Linked DNA regions of Homo sapiens: regions 1 and 3 are each linked to region 2. A link is a contact called in ENCODE Hi-C data. All regions are on one chromosome and are shown on one strand. The core of a region is the stretch at or near the end of the contact, and the rest is flanking DNA. Distances in the headings are between cores, read along the strand shown.

Region 1 (3,050 bases), core at 523-3,022, 1.9 Mb before region 2:
AACCTTCACAACGACCAGGCCTTCTCGGTGCTTGGCTCGAGCAACTTTAAAAAACCGAGTACTCCCCAGGCTTTTATCATATTCAAAGTCATGAATATCTGAAAAATAACTCTCTACAGAAAGGATCTGGGAGGGAGCAATGCCAGCAAGCTGATTTCCCATAATGGCAAGCACCTCTGTGGTCTTTAGTAAGGTTAGGATATAATACCTGTTTAAAATAAAAACAAATGAAGAAAAAAGACAAGAAACAAAGAAGCTGTGAAACACCATTATTCCATTATTTGGTCTCTTCCAAAAAGACAGATGCAGCATACTTCTCTTCCACTAACAGCACTGTACCTAGCCTTCTGGGGCAGCCTCTAAATTTCACACACATTTATCTAAAAAGACCATGTTATTTTCTCCAAGAAGACCTTGTTATTTTACCTAAAAATACCCTGCTATTGCGCATCGCCATTTCCAGGAGCTGAACTATATTTAGATAGGCCTCTTCAACTTTAAGCCAAAAATGTTAGTTTGTGTTATTTTCTCATATTTAAATTTAAAATATTAATGAGCCTTTACTATGTGTTCCGTGCTGTGCTTGGGGCTATGAGAATTACAAAGTTACCATATGACATAGTTCTTGTCCAAGAATCTGTAGTTTCTTGGAAATAAGAAAGAGACACATTAAAAGCTTAAAACTGGCCGGGCGCGGTGGCTCACGCCTGTAATCCCAGCACTTCGGGAGGCCGAGGCGGGAGGATCACGAGGTCAGGAGCTCAAGACGGGGCTGGCCAACATGGTTAAAATCCCGTCTCTACTAAAAATACAAAAATTAGCCGGGCGTGGTAGTGGGTGCCTGTAATCCCAGCTACTCGTGAGGCTGACGCAGAATTGCTTGAACCCAGGACGCAGAGGTTGCAGTGAGTGGAGATCCCGCCACCGCACTCCAGCCTGGGTGACAGAGCGAGACTCCGTCCGTCTCAAAAAATAAAAAAAAAAAAAGAAAAACTGAAAACTGAAAAGGTCAAACTAAGATCTAAAAATTCAGTTAACTCCTGGACACTTCCTGCCTAATTCCAGTGTGCCCTCTCACCCAGCTAAAAGAAGGTGCAAACTTCGCTGGTCTGCAACAAGAAACCTTGCCACAGATGTTAAAGAAAAGCAGACCAAAGTATACACTAGCTAAACGTACCCCAGGGTTCTGCTAACTCAGGTTTTGCAGGAAATAAATGCCACACATATACACACACGACCTTGAGCACACATAAACATTTACCCTAGGCCTCGGGAAAGTGTCAAAATCGTTCAGAGGCTCACAACGAGGTCATAGTAGACTACTTCGGGGACGGGACGGGAAAACGCGTCAGCAGCGGGGAAGTTGTTTCTACGAAGGGTCTTTCTTCATAGACAGGAGATGGGCTGTTGGTGGAGGGGCGCAGAAAAGTCCCGATCTTCAGGAACCCCGGTGGTCCTGGGAGGAGAACTGGGAAAGCTCTCGGGGTCTCAGCAGAGAGAAGAAGCCACGCTAAAGAGTCTCCACAAGTACCCCGGGATTTGACCCCTCCAGCCCCCTAACCTGCCCTGGGGGACATGCGTTCCCGGGCCTCGTCTTCCTCTAGCGCGGATCGCTACACCCGTCCGAGCCCTCCTCGAGGGCCTCACCACCGGGCGGGGGGAGATGGAACCCGGGAGAGAAGTGCAGACCGCCAGTCCCAAGAAAACACTACACTTCAGCTGCTGCAGCCCCAGCAAACGCCGAACTCCCGGGAAAGCAACCGGTCTGACCTCACTTCCTGTCGCCGAGCGGAAGTGACGAAAAAGAGTGAGCCTTGAGGAATTGCCAGGGTAGGAAACCGGTTGCTAGGAAACTAGGGAAGGCGTGGTCTTACTTTGGGCGAGTCTACAGGGAGAAAATGATGCTCTGACAAAGATCTATTCCCCTTCCTGCTCTTCTACCTTTCATTCACGAACGCTGAGGTTTCTGACATCCCCTAGAATCTGCTCAGACACGCCTTCACTCCCAGGACAGCAGAACAGAGTTAAGAGAACTCAAGAATATTTAGGAAAACTAATATATCCCAAGCTGGATTTTTAGAGTTCTGGTGAGATATAACTTACATACCATAAAGTTCACCTGCTTAAAATGTACAAAGCAGTAGTTTTTAATACATCTATCGAGTTGTGCAATCATCCCTATAATCTGATTTTAATTTTTTTTTTTTTTTTTTTTTTTTTTTTTTTTTTTTTTTTTTTTTTTGAGGCTGAGTCTCGTTCTGTCGCCCAGGCTGGAGTGCAGTGGAGCGATCTCGGCTTACTGCAACCTCCACCTCCCGGGTTCAAGCGATTCTCCTGCCTCAGCCTCCCGAGTAGCTGAGACTACAGGCGCCCGCCACCACGCCCGGCTAATTTTTTTGTATTTTTAGTAGAGGCGGGGTTTCACCGTGTTAGCCAGGTTGGTCTCGATCTCCTGACCTCGTGATCCGCCTGCCTCAGCCTCCCAAAGTGTTGGGATTACAGGCGTGAGCCGCCGCGCCCGGCCTTTTTTTTTTTCTTTTGGAGACAGTCTGGCTCTGTCACCCAGGCTGGAATGCAGTGGTGCCATCTCGGCTTACTGCAAACTCCACCTCCCGGGTTCAAGCGATTCTCATGCCTCTGCCTCCAGAGTAGCTGGGACCACAGGCACGTGCCACCACGCCCAGCTAGGTTTTTGTTTTTTTTTTTTTTGAGACGGAGTCTCGCTCTTGTCGCCCAGGCTGGAGTGCAGTGGCGCGATCTCGGCTCACTGCAAGCTCCGCCTCCCGGGTTCACGCCATTCTTCTGCCTCAGCCTCCCGAGTAGCTAGGACTATAGGCGCCCGCCACCGCGCCGGGCTAATTTTTTGTATTTTTTTTTTAGTAGAGACGGGGTTTCGCCGTGGTCTCGATCTCCTGACCTCGTGATCCACCCGGCCTCTCAAAGTGCTGGGATTACAGGCGTGAGCCACCGCGCCCGGCCGCTAGTTTTTGTATTGTTTGTAGAGATGGGGTTTCACCATGTTGGCCAGGATGGTCTGGATCTCCTGACCT
Region 2 (3,211 bases), core at 239-2,738:
CAAGCTTATACAACATTTCTGGAAGCAATTTTTATACCACAACTAATTTACAACTAATTTCATTTTTTGAACACGGTTATGGTTTAACATTCAGCTTGGTTCAGAATTAAGTATCTTTCAGTTATGTACCTCTTCAACACTCCTACAATATGAACGTTACTATCTCCTTTTTGCCAAAGCAGGACTAGATGTTCAAAGGGTAACTTGTCCAAATTCCACAGCAATTGAAATAGTTGAAATTTGAACTTTGATCTGTTTCAGTTTGTTACAACACAAGGCTTCTAGCCTAGAAATCTCAGCTATTCTTTATTCCACCTTTCCCTTCATCTTCCAATATCTATTGGGACATGGGACCTTTAAATTCTACACCCTAAAATGTTCCCTGATCCATCTCATTTATTATTATTTTCATTTTCACCAAAATCAGTAGTCAAAGAATATAAATGCTAGTGATAAAATACCACTAGCACACTATGTTGTTGCAATTTTTACGCCCTTTCACCTATATTACGGTATTTCATTTCATTAATAAGACTAATCAAAATAGGTATTACAACTTAGGAAACTAGTTCTCAGAGTGTTTATGTAACATATTTAAACTCCCAGACAGCAAGTGACAGATCCAGTTTTCTGAATGATAGGACTCTTTCTGTAGCCCTGTATTAGTAACAATGTTATTTTTAGAATAAAGTTTTAAGAATGTATTATCTATTGTAAAACATCAGACTAAAGCCAGATTCCCGGTGGGGAACGCTACTCTCAGGATCCTCTCACTCAGTTCCATTACCTCACTTCAAAAAACCTGAGGCCCAAAGTGGTGCTGTGACCTCCTAAGTGGAAAAGCTAGTACTCGAATTCGGATCCTCCATCTGGTGTCATTAACTCAGCCTCCCGGAATACGGCCAATCAAACGGAATTACACCAGCTTCTCAGAAAAAGATCTAATGGCTGTATCACAAAAGAAGGCATCTATTTCTCAGAATTTGTAGCCTTAATTGCCTTGGTGAATCCTCAAGGGACATAAATCCATCCTTTAACAAAGATTCCTTTGGATAGTAGAATGGTGAACGTTATTGCGCTTCCATTACCGCCCTCCAATTGGGAAGCCCCCAGCATCGAATTCGGAGGGCCGGCAATAGCAGCTCATGCCTGTAGGGTGCGTCCACTGACTGCAGGAAAAGCAATCAGGGTGGGAGAAACTTAGGAAACCACCCAGGGCCAAAGGAAGGAAAACTCAATGTACAAATTTTTTTCCGCTGGAGGCAAAGGCTGACATCCATACCTGTACTGGGCAATGGTCAGCGTAGCCTCACGTTCGGCCCCAAAGCCAGACAAGTGCTGGTTTAGGTAGGCCTCCAGGGACTTGCTGTCGAACTTGTGCTGGGGCAGCACTTCGGCCAAATCGGACTCGCCAGTAGCACCTGGCTTCATGATCACCCCCGCAGGCCACAGCAACGCGGCATCCACAGGTCTCGAGTGCCGAAGTCCTTCAGGATTGGGGCAACGTCCCCTCTAGAGCATGGGCCGAGGCCGGGGTGGGGTCTGGCTCCAGCCAACCGCACACAGCCTACGCGCCGTTGCTGAGCAACGCTTGCCCGCTGAATCCCGAGGTTTTAGCTCTAGTCAAGTGCCAAAAGAGCCCAATGTGTGTTCGGGTTTCAATTCTCCAGTCAGCGTCAGAGTTGGAGGCCTCAATTTTAAAGAAGGCAAAGCCATGGTCATCGTTGCGGGTAAGGAACAACGCAGAAGCCTCTTCCACCCCCAAATTTAATGCAACAGCAGGCGGAAGACCTGCAGGGTCCCGTTCAGAAAAAGGGCCGTCAGACTGTCGAGCCTAAGAATAAAAAGACCCTGTTTCTCTTAGATACCCGGTTAGCAAGGCAACATCGCTGGCCTCCTGCCCTGGACACTTATCACCCCGGTGCTGCTGCGGCCGGGTTTAGCCGGCCCAGCGAGGAAGGAAGCCGAAAGAGCCAGGTTTTTGATGAGGGGGAGCGATGTCTGCGACGCACCGGAAGCGGCTCCGAGGAAGGCCTGTGGGAGTCTCGGAGACGTGTCTGTCTGTGAGGCGCTGGGTGCACGTCCCCAGGGCTCTGGGCTAGGAAGGCAGCGGCGAGGTGCCTCCCCACGTACCCCTCGCGGGCCCAGCCGAGCAACGTGGGGCGAAGGCGGCGGCGAAGGCCCGGGCTGGGAGCGTTGGCGGCCGGAGTCCCAGCCATGGCGGAGTCTGTGGAGCGCCTGCAGCAGCGGGTCCAGGAGCTGGAGCGGGAACTTGCCCAGGAGAGGAGTCTGCAGGTCCCGAGGAGCGGCGACGGAGGGGGCGGCCGGGTCCGCATCGAGAAGATGAGCTCAGAGGTGGTGGATTCGAATCCCTACAGGTAACCTGCGTCGCCGGTCGGAGGCAGGCGCGGGGGACGAGGTCAGGCTCCGTGAGGTCAGAAGTGAGGCGCTTCCCACGTCCCGCTCATGGGGACGCCCGCCACCCTTTTCTTGGTCTGCGAATCCTGTTCCCAAATGGGCAAGGCCACATCTTAGTACTGATCGGAAGATATTCTTTCTCTTTTTTAAAAACCTCCAGTGAGTCAGCCATATGGTGCTGCTCCTGTGCCTGCTGAGGACGTGTGTCCAGTTTCCTATCACCCTTGCCTCTTAATTAGTCCGCCTCGCTGTGTATAAGACTGATAGTAAGAACTTTCAGAAGATGAGATCAAATATTAAACCTGCTAAGGTAAACTTTGAGTTTCATTAAAGGCTTATCAATGCATCTTAAATGGGGTCGGGGCGGGGGAGAGCGGGGTTAGCTCTATTCTGAGATATTCGGGTGCTCCTTAACATCTCAAACCATTCGACATTACCAAGACTGCCCAGGCCTCTCTTTTCTTCTTTCCTAACAAAGCTTATCAATTCAGCAGATGGAATATAGTGCAATGGTTAAGGGTAAGGACTCTACCGCCAGACTGATTGCAATTCAAATCTAACTACTCTCTTCGTAACTGCCTAACCTTTGGCAAGTTGTGAAACTTTCCGCTTCAGCTTCTCACCTGTACAATGAAGATAATAGTAATATCTATCTCTGTCATAGTTGTGGGGATTGAAAAAATCAGTATGTATAAAGGTCTTAGAGTAGCGCTTGTACATGGCAAGCCTTATACAAGATTTTATTGCTAGGTGCATTTAGTAGCAAGCAGTTATTGAGCTTTCACTGTGTAAG
Region 3 (3,408 bases), core at 457-2,956, 1.3 Mb after region 2:
TTTGTAAGCTGGCGGTCATGAGATGTAATGAGGAAAAGGTTTAAACAAATGTTGGTCCCTATCTGGGACCTCTGAAGTCACTTTTAATGGATTTGGGGATTTTACAGATTTAAAAAGGGGTGCCTACTGTGGCCCATTTATAGACCTGTGGAGCGAAGAGAAGGAGATTAGTCACACTGGGGGCCGGAGTAGAAGCCGTTTTAAATTAGTTGCCCCGCTCTGCCTTGAGACTGAGACTTTCTGACTCTCAGTTTCACCCTTGGGTTCCAGCACCCAGATGAGAAGAGAGAGAAGGTGGAAGAGGAAGAGAGGGAGGGGATAGAGCAGCGGCCACCACCTCTCCCTGAGAGGGCGCAGAGTGGGTGGTTCCCCCCAGGTGAGCAAGGTGGGGGCCCCGTGGGTGTGCTGGGTAGGGGTGGAGTGTGCTGGGAGCACGCGGGAGGACTGCGCCTCTGCTCCTCGGGGTGTGGCGCGGCCCACTCAGGAGCCCCTTCCAGTGTAGACTCCAGGAGGGTACTCTGAGCTAGGAATGCCTTCCTGAGCGTGGTTGGTGGGGGCTCTAAGGCCATTCCTCCAGGCCCTGAGGGGGCAGAGAGACACGTGAGCACTAACCCAGGAGCCGGGACTAGGCTGAGCCCACTACTCACAGCCTGGGGTAAGCCAGCCTCAAGACCCTCCAGGATGGTCTCAGCCTGCATCCGACTGCCTCTCCTGCCTGACCACTGCGCTCCTTCACAGGCCTCTGGCCGGCGAGTTCTCAAGATGTGCAAAGGTTTCCTGCTTCCTTACCTTTGCACACCTTTGCTTATTCCTTTTGCCCAGAAAGTCTTTCCCAGCACATTTGACTCTCTTGAATTCCAGTCTCTCCCGCATGGCTAGGATCAAGCCCGTTCTCCCATCGCTCATCAAATGAACTCAGAGCATAGTACTTTGCCCTGTGTTAAGGTCTTGTCTTAGCTCTGGATTATATGTCCTTGAAGGGTAGGGACCATGTGTTTGTCACCACCTGTCCTTATACACATCAGGTAGTACATAAATCAAGGGAGGCGTGAGGGACAACTGGAAGGAGCCTCGTTTTCTCCATGTACAGGATGGGACTAGTCATAGTGGCCGCACAGGGCTGTGGGAACTCTGGTGCGATTCTGCCATGAGTCACCCCATCTCCTCCTTGCCTGCAGGGTCTCGCTCCATCAGCTGTCCTCTTGGACCCCGCAGCCTCCCCATCCTGTGGCCTTTTGCCCCAGCAAATCTCTCCTCTCTGAAGCCATCCTTTCCTTGACCCTGCATCTCTCTCAGCCACCACCCCATCTCTGCCTCCTCTGAGCAAAATCGTCTTTCCCACCTCCCCAGCCCTCTGCAGACTGCCTCGGCCTTGCCTGGGCATCATCCCCTCAGCTTCAGGGACCCACAATTGGTGCTTCCTCCATTGGGAAATCTTTCCAGACTGTGCTTCCCAACCCCGACAGCCCCGCAAAGCTGGTTTAAGTGTCCCGGTGAGCAACTGTGTCCACCTAGGTTCACTACCCACAGTAGAGGGTTTTAGTGCTCAACCATATCTGCTCTTTTCTTCTCCTGAGCACACAGAATATTCTGTTCCGCTCTTGCGGCAGCTAGGCTGGGAGCAGAGTGAAGAGCGTTACTTTGGGACAAAGCATTGCTTAGCAGTGCGGGATCTTCCAGGACTTTCTTCCCCTGCCCCATCCATCATGGCAGCTTATAATGAAATGGAGGTACCTCAGGTTCCAAACAGTCTGAGTTACTGAGACACTGGTTGGGGGGGCTCTCAGGCCAATCCTCCAGGCCCTGAGCAGGCAGAGGGGCACTACTGAGCCACTGACCTGAGAGTCACCCAGATCACCACAGGTTCTGTGAGCGAGATACCATCTTTTGTTGTGTCAAGTGACTAAGATTCGAGAGGTTTGTTACCACAGCATAGCCAAGCCTTTCCCCACTGATTTACTGATTAAAGAAGTGTTTTAAATGGGTTAATGGCTTGGTAAACTGTAAAGATCTGTGCACATTTTAGTTATTATTATTGCTGTCAAGTTGTAGCAGGGCTGGAGACATGATGTGGCTGGAGAGTGGAGGAATGGCCAGGGTATGCCATGGAGAAAAACTTCCTCTCATTTATGATTTGCCAAGGGCTTTTCCAGGATCTGTTTCCATATTTAATCTCTGATGAAAGGTTATAATGAATCTGGTGTCTGGTGCTACTGGCAGGAGATGGACCTTTCTTCCAGGTATTTACTTCCTGTGGTTGCGAAAGATAGGATGTATTTCTTCTGGATTTGCTGCAATATAATATTTTAGTATCAATTTGATACTGACTGGCTTCAGCCTCCAGCTTAACTGTATCTCTCCATCTTTGAGAGTGGTTGAATAAAATCACAATATGGCTTTGTTTCTTGAGCAAGAATCTGCTAAGCAGTCACCAGATGGAGCTGTTCCCTTGAAGGTCTGTGTGCAGGATTCTCAGGGCCTTTTCTTCTCAAAACCCTTCCCTCTTTGTCTCTTTTCTCCACAACTCTCTTTAACTCATGGTGCTATAGGGATAAATTGGCCCTGTTTAATGAATAGTTGTGATGTTGTTGCTAGTTGAATAGAAGGTAAGTAAATGAACTGTTACCTGGTTCTTTTGCCTTTGTTACCCACCTTAATGGCCCTCAAGAGATTCCCCCACTTCCCTCCCATGGGCCAGTGAACATCAGTGGGAAAAGAGGGGCCTCCCCACCATTTTAGTCCATGCTGACTCTTCAGAATGACTCAGCTGGGGCAATTGGGCTGGACCAGAGAGAAGTGGACAGCCTGGTTTGAGTCTAGACCTGGCCAGCTATTATCTATGTGAAATTGGCCACAATGGTTGCTTCCTCGGGATCAGATTCCTCACCTTTACATGGGGCATCCATCATGGAGGATCACCCCAAAGGGCTTTGGGCCAAAGGATAATTGATAGAGATACGGTATTTAGTTATCACTGTATTTGCGCTTTTTCCAAGAAGGGTAAAAGAAGGATTGAATAAAAAAGGTTCCTGCACACTCTTCCTTTTCCGGCTTTTTTGTTCAGCCCTTGAGGAGCGGGATTCTGTAGGGAGAGGGAGTGGTGCAGAGGAGTGGGCTTCCTAGGACTGGGGCCGGGAGAGGGCATAGCCGCGAGTGTGCACAGGGAGGTGGGCCTAACCCTGGGGTCTCGGCTTTGTAGGGTTTCCAGGCTCAGGTGAGAAGCAGGGCCATTAAACAGCCTCAAATGGGAAAGGGACCAAAGACCCACAATGGCACCCTTGAATGCGTAGGCATCCAAGGACCTTCAGATGGCTCTAGGAGCCAGACCCAAGCATGGTTGATATTGAATTTCCAGCCAGACAGTAGGATGGGGGGTTTGAAATCAATAACTGATTTAAAGAAATAAGT

Evidence for each region. A loop is a pair of places that touch in the nucleus more often than their neighbours do. Pooled maps may share reads with other maps.
Region 1: a pooled map shows a loop between it and region 2 (7-fold over the local background). The contact joins the promoter of PIK3R4 here to the promoter of ACAD11 in region 2. A Hi-C loop is called at or near these places in 7 of 50 pooled maps.
Region 3: a pooled map shows a loop between it and region 2 (29-fold over the local background). The contact joins the promoter of C3orf36 here to the promoter of ACAD11 in region 2. A Hi-C loop is called at or near these places in 7 of 50 pooled maps.

The regions. Positions count from the first base shown.
Region 1 is chr3:130,745,057-130,748,106 of GRCh38, forward strand. PIK3R4 (phosphoinositide-3-kinase regulatory subunit 4) reads right to left here and starts at 1,773. Exons shown (of 20, transcript NM_014602.3): 1 at 1,262-1,773; 2 at 1-208. The coding sequence starts at 162. RefSeq lists an enhancer at 1,454-1,513 and a silencer at 2,748-2,797.
Region 2 is chr3:132,658,321-132,661,531 of GRCh38, forward strand. It overlaps ACAD11 (acyl-CoA dehydrogenase family member 11), which reads right to left and starts at 1,489. Exons shown (of 20, transcript NM_032169.5): 1 at 1,283-1,489. The coding sequence starts at 1,431. It overlaps UBA5 (ubiquitin like modifier activating enzyme 5), which reads left to right and starts at 2,009. Exons shown (of 12, transcript NM_024818.6): 1 at 2,009-2,378. The coding sequence starts at 2,218. All of the region lies in intron 26 of NPHP3-ACAD11 (NPHP3-ACAD11 readthrough (NMD candidate)), which reads right to left. RefSeq lists enhancers at 1,791-2,329, 1,865-1,954, 2,325-2,604.
Region 3 is chr3:133,928,106-133,931,513 of GRCh38, forward strand. It overlaps C3orf36 (chromosome 3 putative open reading frame 36), which reads right to left and starts at 1,707. Exons shown (of 1, transcript NR_161373.1): 1 at 40-1,707.